Regions from separate parts of the Homo sapiens genome. Here region 2 is linked to region 1. A link is an interaction called in ENCODE POLR2A ChIA-PET data of the cell type or tissue named here. Cell type or tissue: GM12878. All regions are shown on one strand. Links, peaks and the distances in the headings refer to the core of each region. The heading gives the core; the rest is flanking DNA.

Region 1 (5,719 bases), core at 1,653-5,652:
TAAGAATTAAACTTGTTCCATAGATATACAATGTTAATGGCTAAAGCATTTCCCAGATTGGAGTTAAATTGAATTAGAATGTTGATGTGAAAACATTTGCCTGTTTCTTTTTCAGTTAGTATATTTCTTCATCTTTTCTTCTTTTAAATAGTTAATAAATGGTTTATGGTGTGTTGAATAGAATTTATTTTTAAATATTTTTAATTTTAAACCGTGGATGTTTACTAGTTTCCTTGGCCAATGCAAGGAAATAGTTAAGAAATTGGTTTTGGTTTTAAAAGTTGCTTCAAAAACAATGAATACAGTGTTTTTGTACAGCCTACTTTACCGATGATTAAGGTTGGAATTGGGACAAGGTGCATTGCCAATTTGCAGAAGGATCAGCAGATTGCACCTGGAAAGTTTTATGGGTTTATAGCAGTGGTTTATTACAGAGGTTTATTGAAGGCAGACATTCAGACCACATGATGGCCATTTTATGGCAGATTACTTACTTTACTAATCAAATGTCACAGCTAACGTTTTTTAGATAACCTCCCCCTGAAAAGGCATTAACTTGCTGATAATCTATAGTTTCAGCTATTGCTTCTAAATTTTTTTCTCAAAAATATTTTAAAATAACTATCACTTTATCCTGTTTCTCTCCAAATAGCCCTGGGATACGTCTGCAGAGAGGCAGCTGTAAGTCAATTATCCTGGAGTCACTAAATAGTTACATTCACTTGGATATGACTTTTTATTTGCTTCCAGATGTTTCTGTGTAGAGGCAGCCCATGATTATGAAATATGTACAGTGCAGATCAGTGACTCACTGCCGCAGAATGATTTTGATATTCACTGTTGTCTCTATCTCTCAGAAATCAAAGCCCTTTGCATAATACCTAGCACGTAGTCAATGCTCTGTAGATACCTGAAAAATGAAAGAATCAACAGTAGACATTGTATCAGTCACCCTCTATATCTATGTATCCCTTTCCTTTTACTTTTTAAAATTGCTTTTTAAAACTTGTTTTAATCAATTTTATAACAAACAAACACACTTCACATTCCACCCGGCCCCTGACTACCATCAAGCACTGTGGATGGCACAGCTACTGGAAACTCTTTTTAATTGTCTCTTTGGGAATTGAAATCTTCAATTCTTTTTCTTTTTTTTTTGAGACAGAGTCTCGCCCTGTTGCCCAGGCTAGAGTGCAGTGGTGCCATCTCGGCTCACTGCAACCTCCGCCTCTCAGGTTCAAGCAATTCTCCTGCCTCAGCCTCCTGAGTGGCTGAGATTACAGGCCTGTACCACCACACTCGGCAAATGTTCTATATTTTTGGTAGAGACAAGGTTTCACCGTGTTGGCCAGGCTAGTCTAGAACTCCTGACTTCAAGTGATCCACCCACCTTGGCCTCCCAAAGTGCTGGGATTACAGGCGTGAGCCACCGCACCTGGCCTGAAATCTTCACTTCTAAATAATATGCACATATTGATCTGTATCAATTTATAGATGTAGACTTGATGTTTTAGATCCCTATTCTGGAAGATGAGGCTATCACCCATTTTTATCACCCCTTTCCTCTCTTCCATCTTTCCAATAAAATTGTAGCTCAATTTTTGGGTAAATCTGTATCTAAGGTTTTCATTATTATGACTGAAAATTTTGCTTCCTACTTACTGAGCCAAGAAATACTTTAATTTTGAGTCAGGAAATATTTACTTCATATCATTTCTTAACAACCTTTTGTTTTCCTGGGCCTGCTTGTATTTTTAAGAACATATTCTCCCCACACCCTGCAATAGGTCTGGATCTGAAAAAACAAACAAACAAAAAAAACCTTCAATATCATTTTTTATGCAGCCACATCTGTTCAGTGGTTTTTAGTCCTGCTTTGTGTTTTACGTTTCTGTTAGATACTCTTTCAGAAGCCATTTCACCTGCTGCATTCTGAATGGGCTACTCTCTGGGTCTCCTACATGTCTACTGTCTTGGGTCTTCTTCACCATCATTCTGATAATTCTCTGCTATGTTGGAACCCTTGATTTCTGGGTCTGATATATTCCTCTCTGTAGTGTTCTGCCTCATTTTTTTGGAGTGCATCCTCTAGTACAGGGTCCCCAAGTCCCCCGTCCACAGACCAGTACCAATCTATGGCCGGTTAGGAACGGGGCTTTCACAGCAAGAAGTGAGTGGCAGGCCAGAGAGCAAAGCTTCACCTGTTTTTACAGCCACTCCCCATTGCTCAAATTACGGCCTGAACTCCACCTCCTGTAAGATCAGCAGTGGTATTAGATGCTCAAAGGAGCGCAAACCCTACTGTGAACTGTGCATATAGGGGATCTGGGTTGTGCGCTCCTTATGAGAATCTAATGCCTGATGATCTGTCACTGTCTCCCATCACCTCCAGATGAAAATGTCTAGTTGCAGGAAAACGAGCTCAGGCTACCATTGATTCTACGTTATGGTAAGTTGTGTAATTTTATTTCATTATATATTACAATTTAATAATAATAGAAATAAAGTGCACAATACATATAATATGCTTAAATTATCCCAAAACCATCCCCCACCCCCAGATGGTGGAAAAACCAGTCCCTGGTGCCAGAAAGTTTGGGGACTGCTGCTTCAGTAGCTTCATGGAAATGGTGTATGAAAAATAGATTTTTTGAGAGTCTGTGAATCTGAAAATGTCTTTATTTTGCCATCATGATTGATAGTTTGGCTGAGTGTAAAAATTCTAGGATGAAAAATCTTTCCCTTTTGAACTTTGAAAGCACCATCCCTCCATTCTTCTAGCTTCAGATGCTGCTATTGAGAATTCTGATGTCATTCTTATTCCTCTTTCTTTCTTTGTGTGTGTTCCTTTTACTGCTTGTTTCCTCTTTGGAAACTTTTAGAATCTTTTCTTTATTTCTGATGTTTTGAAGTTTCAAAATGATATTCCATGGTGTGTATATTAGTTTATTATGTGTACTAGATTCTTACATGTTTTGAAGACTTAACTGGGAAAGTACAGTTTTTATTTGGTCGTTTTTTTCCCCCTAAAATTCTTCTGGATTTCTTCCTCTGCTTTTCTTATTTTTCTCCTGTTGTCTATTTTTGTGTACTGTTTTCCTTTTGTGAGATTTCTTCAACTTTATCTTTTTAGCCTTTTTGTTTTAAAAATAGAAAGCCTTTCTATTTTAAAAGTTGCTGACATTTTAAAAATTTCAACTTTCACATTTTAATTTCCAAGAGCTCTTTATTGTTCAGTGCTTTTTCCTTTTTTAGAGTATTCTGTTCTTGTTTCATGAAATCAAGACCTTTCTAGAAATATTAATTATAGATTTTTAAAGCCTTTTTTCTGTTCTCTATTATAGTTTGCATTTTTTTTTTCTGTTTGTTATAAACCTGACTGCATGGTGTTCTATAGCTGGTTGGGGGAAGGAGCTGGAACATGTCACTCTTTAGTGTGCTGATGCCCCCAGAGGTTACTGTTTTCATCCATCACGGCACCCCTGCCTCCTCTGTGCCTAGTATCCCCAATCCAGGGTCTCTACAGTTTGCTTTCTTTTCAGAGAAAAATTTCAGGTCCTCTGTGGAGTGGGGGTGGAGATATGGGGGAATTAATTGTATTTTTTTTTTTTTTTTTTGAGACTGAGTCTTGCTCTGTCACCCAGGCTAGAGTGCAGTGGTGCAATCTTGGCTCACTGCAGCCTCTGCCCCCCGGTTCAAGTGATTCTCCTGCCTCAGCCTCCTGAGTAGCTAGGGTTACAGACGTGAGCCACTGTGCCCAGTCTAGTTGTTTTTTTAATACACATTTTGAAGCAATTGCCTGTTGAGTCCTGCCTTACCCTCACCTCCCAAAGGTATCTTGAAACCCAGGTTCTCAGCTTTTCTAAGGTTCTGTGTGGCTTGCTTCTTATTGTGCTGTTTTGACGTTTGCACTTCCTTCTCTTGCTGAGTCATTCAGGATTCCTCCATCTGATTCTGTCTTCATATATTGTAATTTAGGGCTTTCATATGTCTTTTGGTTTTATCAGAGATCAAAGTTGTATTTCTGTGTCTTGCTTTCTTTGCTTGGGGTTGACTTTTGAGAGAAGAACACAGAAAAACTAATGTGTTTATCCCATCATCTTGAAACAGAAAAATCCTCTTAGATTGACCTTAGACAGTATCAGGTTTTCTCTTTGTGTTGGATTTGATAATTCCCACATTTATCTTAAGCAAAATTGAGTCTGTTAGGGGCATTGGTGTGCTTTCTTTAAGGTAAAAAAAAATGCATATAATTTAATTTCCTTTATAAAATTACATTAATTCTCAGTTTTTTTTTGGTATTGTAGTAGATTCATTCTACGTTAGTGACGTTTTCAAGACTAGTGTACCCTTTAAAGAATCAAACCTTTTGGTTCACCAACTTTTAGTTGAAATTTCTCCAAAATTTATCAGCGATTTCCCTACATTATTAAAGAGAAAGAGATGAATGCATTCTTCTCGTGGTTTCTCGGAGGCATCATCTGAATATCATTTATTGCACGATGGTATAATTTTGTAACATCTCTGGGGCTGGTACCTCCTCTTTCACTGAATTCTCCCAGGCACTTGCTTTTTAAATTCATAATCGATTTTGCAGAGGTGGCTGTCACTTCCCAATGAGTCATCTTTGGGAAGAGCTCTCCATTCCCCTGACACTGTGCTACATTTAATTGACTGTCCAGTGTGCTCAGAAAGAACTGAGATTGGCAGCAGAAACAAAATATTCAGGCTGGCAAAACCAGGAGCCTTAAATTTAATTTCAAATCCTGTTCAGTAGTCTTTGATGGACAGTTCCTTCCAGTTTCCATGATTCTATAGGGTACATGTCTCAGGCTATGTGGCAGTTCTATTCTTCTCTGCTAAGCCTCAGATGTCTAACACTGTACTGTGGTTTTGTCCTGATAGAACGCTTATGTTAGCTGGTACAGTGATGGATAGAGTTTTGCTCAGCAGAACCTTTGGCCAAGTTGTTCACGCCTATAGCTGGACTCTTAGTTTCACATTTCCATTGCCAATTAAAAGTAAGGCTGTCCCCAGAATTTGAGTTGAAATGCTCAGAGATAGGGAAGATGGGCTGGCTGATCATTTTTATCATTCAGACTTTTTTTTTTTAATCTGATCATAAGAAATAGCTTTGCAGGAGAATGGTGTGAACCCGGGAGGCGGAGCTTGCAGTGAGCTGAGATGGCGCCACTGCACTCCAGCCTGGGCAACAGAGCGAGACTCCGTCTCAAAAAAAAAAAAAAAAAAATAGCTCTGTGAAATAGCCATGGAAAAATAGGGTTAATAAACGAGGATGCTTCACTTGGTTCAAATGTCCTTTTTGGGAGGCGAGGAGTCAGGGAATTATCTCTTCACATGGTGATAATATAGAGAAAATTCCAGAGCAAAAACTTTACCTATCTTGGAAATTCAGATCAAAAGAATTTTGGAGCAGGGCATGGTGGTGTGTGCTTGTAGTCCCAGCTATTCAGAGGGCCGAGGAGGGAGGGTCATTTAAACCCAGGAGTCTGAGGCCAGCCTGGGCAACATACCAAGACTCCATCTCTGAAAAAAAAAAAAAGAATTTTTGGTAGTAATAGCAGCTGATACTGAACACATCAAATGACTTAAACACTAACAAACAAATGTTCACTGGATAAACTTACCCTTCAACACCTACTTCAAGTATCCCCTGGTCTTGGGGCTTTCTGTCTATGATCAGCCCCACACTAAGTTA
Region 2 (5,719 bases), core at 691-4,690, 880 kb before region 1:
ATGACCATGTTTTCCATGGGCATCAGATAAAGAACTACTTCATTCATTCAAAATGATGGCTACTGTGTGGCATGAGGAAGGAAGGTGAGTTCCAGGTACCTCAGCTAGCTAGTATCACGTGACTTACTCCTTAAAATGCTGTCCACTGCCAACACTGATGCCGTGTGTTGAGTAGCTTGGAATTGGGCTGAACTGTAGCTCTTGTCTTGCTTGGTCCATAAATGCTCTGAATAGGAATCTCTTTGGAAGCTAACTAGGGGCAGAGTCATTCTGAGGGGTGAAGGCAAATATGGAGGGCGTAGATCTCCAGTTCATCAGACCCAGGCATAAATGCATCAGTGCTGGACCCATCTCCCCCACATTTGTGCATGCTGATAGACTCTGAGTGTGGAGAAGAGCTGTGTGGCTGGTTGTAGTCCACGCTGTCTACATTGGAGTCTCTGAAATGCATTGTACAGTCAGGAGTCCAGTCCATTGCTCCTGTTAGGAATGGCTGGCTTTTCCATGTTTGGTTTACATGGTTACAGTCTGCACAAATCTTCACACCTTAAACAATGCCCACTCCCTCTGTAATCAGGATGGAAACCTTTATAAAATGCAAGAATGACATACCAGGAGGACTTTTCAGGACCTTGGGCAAGAGTGAAAAAAGAAGAAAACCAGATAAGTAAGCCTGATGAACTTAGCTCTAGAATAGTTGCATGAAGGAAGTGCCTGGTAAGGAGGAAGTTGTGTTTAAGAGGTCGTACGTGGAAAATTTTTTCCCCACATGCTTTAAAAGGGAAAAGAATAGCCTTGAAAGGCCAGCCTTGATTACGTGTCCCCCTCCCATCCCACTGCCACCTTTGACACTGTGCTTGCCTCTAGCCAGCCACTCCTGGAATGGTGTCCTGTGTCTTCCTTCTTCAGCCAGTGGAGGGGTGAGATCATTCGAGATTAGGCTCTGCCCTAAGTTTCTCACTGCTGTCCCAGCCCTCAGGGAGACTAATTGCATGTGCCCAAAAGAACCCGGGCACAAATACCTTTATAATGGAAATTATCTGTTTTTAGAGTGCTGGCGTTTTCTGAGCACCTACTGTGTGCCAAGCACTCTGCATATGTTCTCTCATCGTCTGCTCATTGCACAGCCAGCTGGGGGTGACTAGCCCCGCTGGGCAGGAGCTGAGCTTCAGCCATGTCCCTGAGAGAGTGTGGCTTGTGATGGGCTAGAGCCTGGCTTGAAAATCCAGGTCCCTCTGCTCCAAAGCCAGTTTCTCCTCACCACCTAGTTTTGTCCCCAATTGTGCACATGTTGCTGTTTCAAAGAGAAATCTCTTGCTCCTCTGCATGGGTTCCCTGATGACATTTTTATCACTGCCTGTGGGCAGAGAAGTAGGTTGCTCACTGTGGGGTGACATTTAAGAAAACCAACTCCATCAAGCTTTCCCTTTGAATGTGTTGTTATGGTACAAGAAGTCTTCGTTTGTCCTGGGCTATTTTGAAATAAAAGGCAGGAAACTCCCCTCTTGTTTCTATATCTTGCATAGAAGTCATCAAAACAGAATCCTCTGTTCTGTGCGGTAGTCGTGATTGAGGAAGCAGCTGTTCTCTTCATGATGACCCAACCAAAGCCAGCAGTCTGGAGGCGTCAGGGATCCAGAATTGTCTCTTCCATCTGCTGGGTTTACTTGCGTGTGTTAGAAGTATTTGGCATGGAAACTCTTTCCCTACCCCACCTCGTGGGCGAGGCCAGAAGGGAGCTCTCCTGGTGGGGGCAGGGCAGACCCCAGGCTCTGCTGTACTTCAGATAATGCCACGGTTTCCTCCATAGAATGGGTGCCACAGCCTCCCATGGGGCCAGGCTGAGTGAACGAACCAGATCAACTGTCTCTCCAAGTCCATGGGTGGGAAGGCAGGCCTCTCCTGTCTGTGATTGGGAGTTGTATGGGTCTGCTTTGTTGTGCATGGAATTTCACACAGTCTGAGCTGTCTAGGCATTTTCAGGCCTCCAGCTAACTCACCGAGTGAGCCAGGGAGTGGTGCCGATGAGAATGTGTGACTGGATCGCGAAGCCAAGCGAGTCCATGGAGATCTTCAAACCAAGATGAAACTTAGTCGTTTGAGTGTTTTCAGGGGTCTGAATCGTCAGCATCATTTAGACTGGAGTTTGCACTCTGGTGGTCTGGGTCTGGGGGCCAGATGTGGTCCTCAGACATGATTTGTTTGTCTCATATGATGCTTTACAAGTTTTTAAATTTCTTGGGAACATAAAAAGGAGATTGTGCAAAGAAGTCCTGACTTTCAGTTTCTCTTAACAAGTCAGGAGGTAAATTTTAATAGTAGCCTGGATCTTCTTTCCCAAACAGCCCACCACAGTTAGCTGTAGCCAGAGCCGTCCACGGTGGGCCAGGCATGTTCTCTGCACATCATCTCGGTTCCTATGCAGCATGCTTCTCTCATTTGTGTTTCCTGCTTGGCCCTGGAAGGCATTTGAGTTTGAGATCCCTGGAGTGGATAAGACATTGGGAAGGCAGATTCAGATTTTCTGGCTCTCCAGGTTATTGGCACAGGGAGAACGATGGTGAATGGCAGTGACTAGTAGAAATGCCCAGGATGTTTGCAGTGCTCAAGGTCATTGCCATCATAATCCTGCTACCTCGTGTTCCACCTGCTAGTAAACTTGCAAAGATAAGCCAGTACTCCGGGCACTAATAAAAACTCTGAAAGTACAAATATGTCCCTTAAATCTTGGAAGCTAGTCTCAGGCCAGGGGCCCTTCTACCCTGTGAATGGCCCTGTGATACTGGGTGACCTGGGGATTCATTTTGTACCCCCGCACCCCCCCCCCCCCCACAATCACTCAGGTGCTTCACCTAGTGTAATCTTCTTATCTACAAGTGCCTTCCTGAGGCTGAGGCAGGCAGATCGCTTGAGCCCAGGAGTTTGAGACCAGCCTAGTCAACGTAGAGAAAACCCATCTCTACTAAAAATACAAAAATTAGCCGGGTGTTATGGCATGCACCTGTGGTCCCAGCAACTGGGAGGCTGAGACGGGAGGATCGCTTGAGCCTGGGAGGCGGACGTTGCAGTGAGCCAAGATCGTGCCACTGCACTCCAGCCTGGGTGACAGAGTGAGACCCTGTCTCCAAATATAAATAAGTAACTAAATAAATAAAAAGTGCCTTCTGGATTTTAATAGATATTGCAAGGGAATTTTTACAAATAAAGATGTAATTTTTAAATTCTCATGACAGGCAGCCTAGCTGCTGTGTACCAAGTAGATAACTTCTGGTGTTAGACGGAAATTTCTTAGGGTAGATGAAACATGTATCTCAGCTCTTTCTTTTGACAGAGACTCAATACAGCAAGTAGAAGTAAAGCAAAGATTTGCCAGATGGTAATTAGTATTTTTCAAAGAATTGAGGTGTTCTCTTCGTATTTCTTCAAATATCTAATAGCAATCCCTCCTATCATTTATCTTTTTCACTCAACCCTGTTTTTATCTCTTCGTATGGCAGCTGTTCTGTGACTTTTTGTTTCCTTCTGATTCTCACACGTATTTCACCGCATAGTCAACCTTTGGGATTCTTAGTGTCATTCCAAATGGTTTGCTGAATTTGAGAAATGTAGCTTGTCAATCCATTGCCTGAAAGCCCTTCCCATGCCTTTCCTTTGCAGCAGAAACATGGCATCCTCATCTGCCTCTTTCTCACCTACTGGTCAGGGCATTGTGCACCTGGGTGGTTGGTTCAGCCTCTGATTCTGCTAGGCCAAGGCTCTGACGATGCCACTGTTCTCCTTCAGTGCATTCTAGGGACTGTTGGAGCTCCTGAAGGCCAAGGATCATCTTGACCTAGATTTAGATTTCCAGGGCCTGGCCAGAGGACATGCTGGGGGTGGGTAGTAGGCCACCCATCCAATTCTGACCTCATGGCTTTTGCAAGAAACTCAACTTTTATGGATCCTGATTTTCTCATGTGCAAAATTGTCCTCCCAGTTACTAGGGTTCTAGGTACCAAATCCACTAAAAATGTGTTTTTCAAACTTTAGGAACCACCGGACTCAACCTGGAGGGCTTACTAGACACAGCTGCTGGGTCCCACCCTCATGCAGTTTGTCTGGGGTCGGGGACTGAAACTTTGCCTTCCTAATGAGTTCTCAGGCAATTCTCTACTGATCCGGGTCCACGCTTGGAGAACCAGTGCACATTGCTGAAGCAGGTGCCAGGTACCCCAGTGTTCCCCCCAGCAAGGATGTGGGTTGGCCTGTGTGGGTCTTGGCTGCCTGGCATATGAGGCTCGTCTTTCCTTTCATTTTCCCACTGCATCTTATTTTCTGGGAAACTTGAGACTAGATTCCCGGAGATGTTTTGTTTTCCGTTCAGCCATCTTCATGGAAGCTGTCCTCACACTCTCACCGTGATAGTTGGAGACACATTTATTTCCTACCTTTAGGTAATTCTATCACTAACACACACCATCCACTGTCCATCTCGGTTTCCACCCTCCACCTGGAACCCAGATACTAACGGAGGCAGCCTTGGCGATTTTGAGTTTTGAGCTTTTGGTTTCCCAGATAGGTTGATTTTACCCGTTCTCACCAAAGACAGGCCGCATTTGGGTCGAGCTGACAGAGCTGTCATGGACACAGCAGGTTACCCTGTACTCGGGAATGCTTCATGAAGCTTCCCACTCACTGCCGTCAGTCCAAGGCTGGGCGCCCTTTGTTTCAGGTGCCCTGAAATCAGTGTCTCCGTGCAGTGGTGGGAAATAGAGTGCTTAACCATGTCCAGAATCAACTGCTGTACCCTTTCTTTCCCTTCCCTGATGACACCTGAGCCCAGCCGGGGCTGCTGGAGGTGAGAGACCCTGGGACCCATCTGGGGAAGCAGGTGCAGAGCCAGGAAATGGTGCGTTGAAGTCCATACAGTCAGCCATGCTCACATCTAAGTGCTTAGTGGTGGTTTCCTCTCATTTGGGGGTTTTAGTTGTCCAGAGTGAACCTGAAATCACTGCTGGGTCTTGTGTCTTTAGCTCCAGATGTAGTCACTGGGAGGTGACGGGCAGGCTTTGGCTTTGCCTGGCCTTGAAGTTTTCCTCACAGTTTTGTTTTGTCAAGGAGTGTTCCCCCTTCTACTCTCGCTCCTCAGAAACAAGGGGACACTAACTCAGTCATGGCTTTGAATGGAGCGTTTCTGTGTGGTTTTCTCCTTGTCCCAGTACTCTGCCTTCTGCAGCTCCCAGCCCCCAGCAGCTGGGCACATTGGCCCTTGTGCTTTCATATCCACGAAAACACGTGGGAAGCGCGTGCCCAGCACATGCCTTGATCACATATTTGTAACTCGGGAGTCTGAGATGATCGTGACATTCTCGTATGGGGCTGTGTGTGGCCACTCCCATTCCCCAAGGGAGAACACAATTACTGTATTGTCTGTGGGCATTCTGGGCGAGCTGCTTGGGTCACGGCTGGGGCTGTTGGTATATTGGGGGATGGAAATAACCGTTTTGCAGCTTCCTACCTTTATGCTGCCATTTACAAAAGAGGGAGGTTTGGGACGACCTCTTAGAATCCCCTGGGTCACCTGGCTTTGTTCAGCTGAGTAAACCACCAGCCTGTGCCCCCCTACCCCGCCCCCATAGCTCAGCTTGTTTGCCTGCTATTCAGGCAGGACAGCTCTGGGAGGGCAGACCTCTGAGAGGTGGAGAGAAGCAGAGTGATGGGAGGCAGAGAGCAGGGTGGC

The links. ChIA-PET counts read pairs that join two places held together with the same protein. Peaks named below come from ENCODE experiments on the same cell type or tissue, not always from the same donor. Only the 100,000 strongest peaks of a DNase experiment are listed, where the experiment ranks them.
Region 2: POLR2A ChIA-PET joins it to region 1 with 10 read pairs; 1 of 35 experiments calls an interaction of 5 or more read pairs at or near these places.

What each region holds. Positions count from the first base shown.
Region 1 is chr10:123,842,965-123,848,683 of GRCh38, reverse strand. The region is part of intron 3 of CPXM2 (carboxypeptidase X, M14 family member 2); the gene reads left to right. Among named protein-coding and RNA genes, the nearest start is that of CPXM2, 46 kb to the left of the region's middle. In GM12878, for the core only: no CTCF peak of the experiment used is centred there; a DNase peak (open chromatin) is centred at 3,883.
Region 2 is chr10:124,724,443-124,730,161 of GRCh38, reverse strand. The region is part of intron 1 of FAM53B (family with sequence similarity 53 member B); the gene reads left to right. Among named protein-coding and RNA genes, the nearest start is that of FAM53B, 17 kb to the left of the region's middle. RefSeq lists enhancers at 1,519-1,658, 5,038-5,719. In GM12878, for the core only: no CTCF peak of the experiment used is centred there; no DNase peak of the experiment used is centred there; H3K27ac peaks cover 1,017 bases.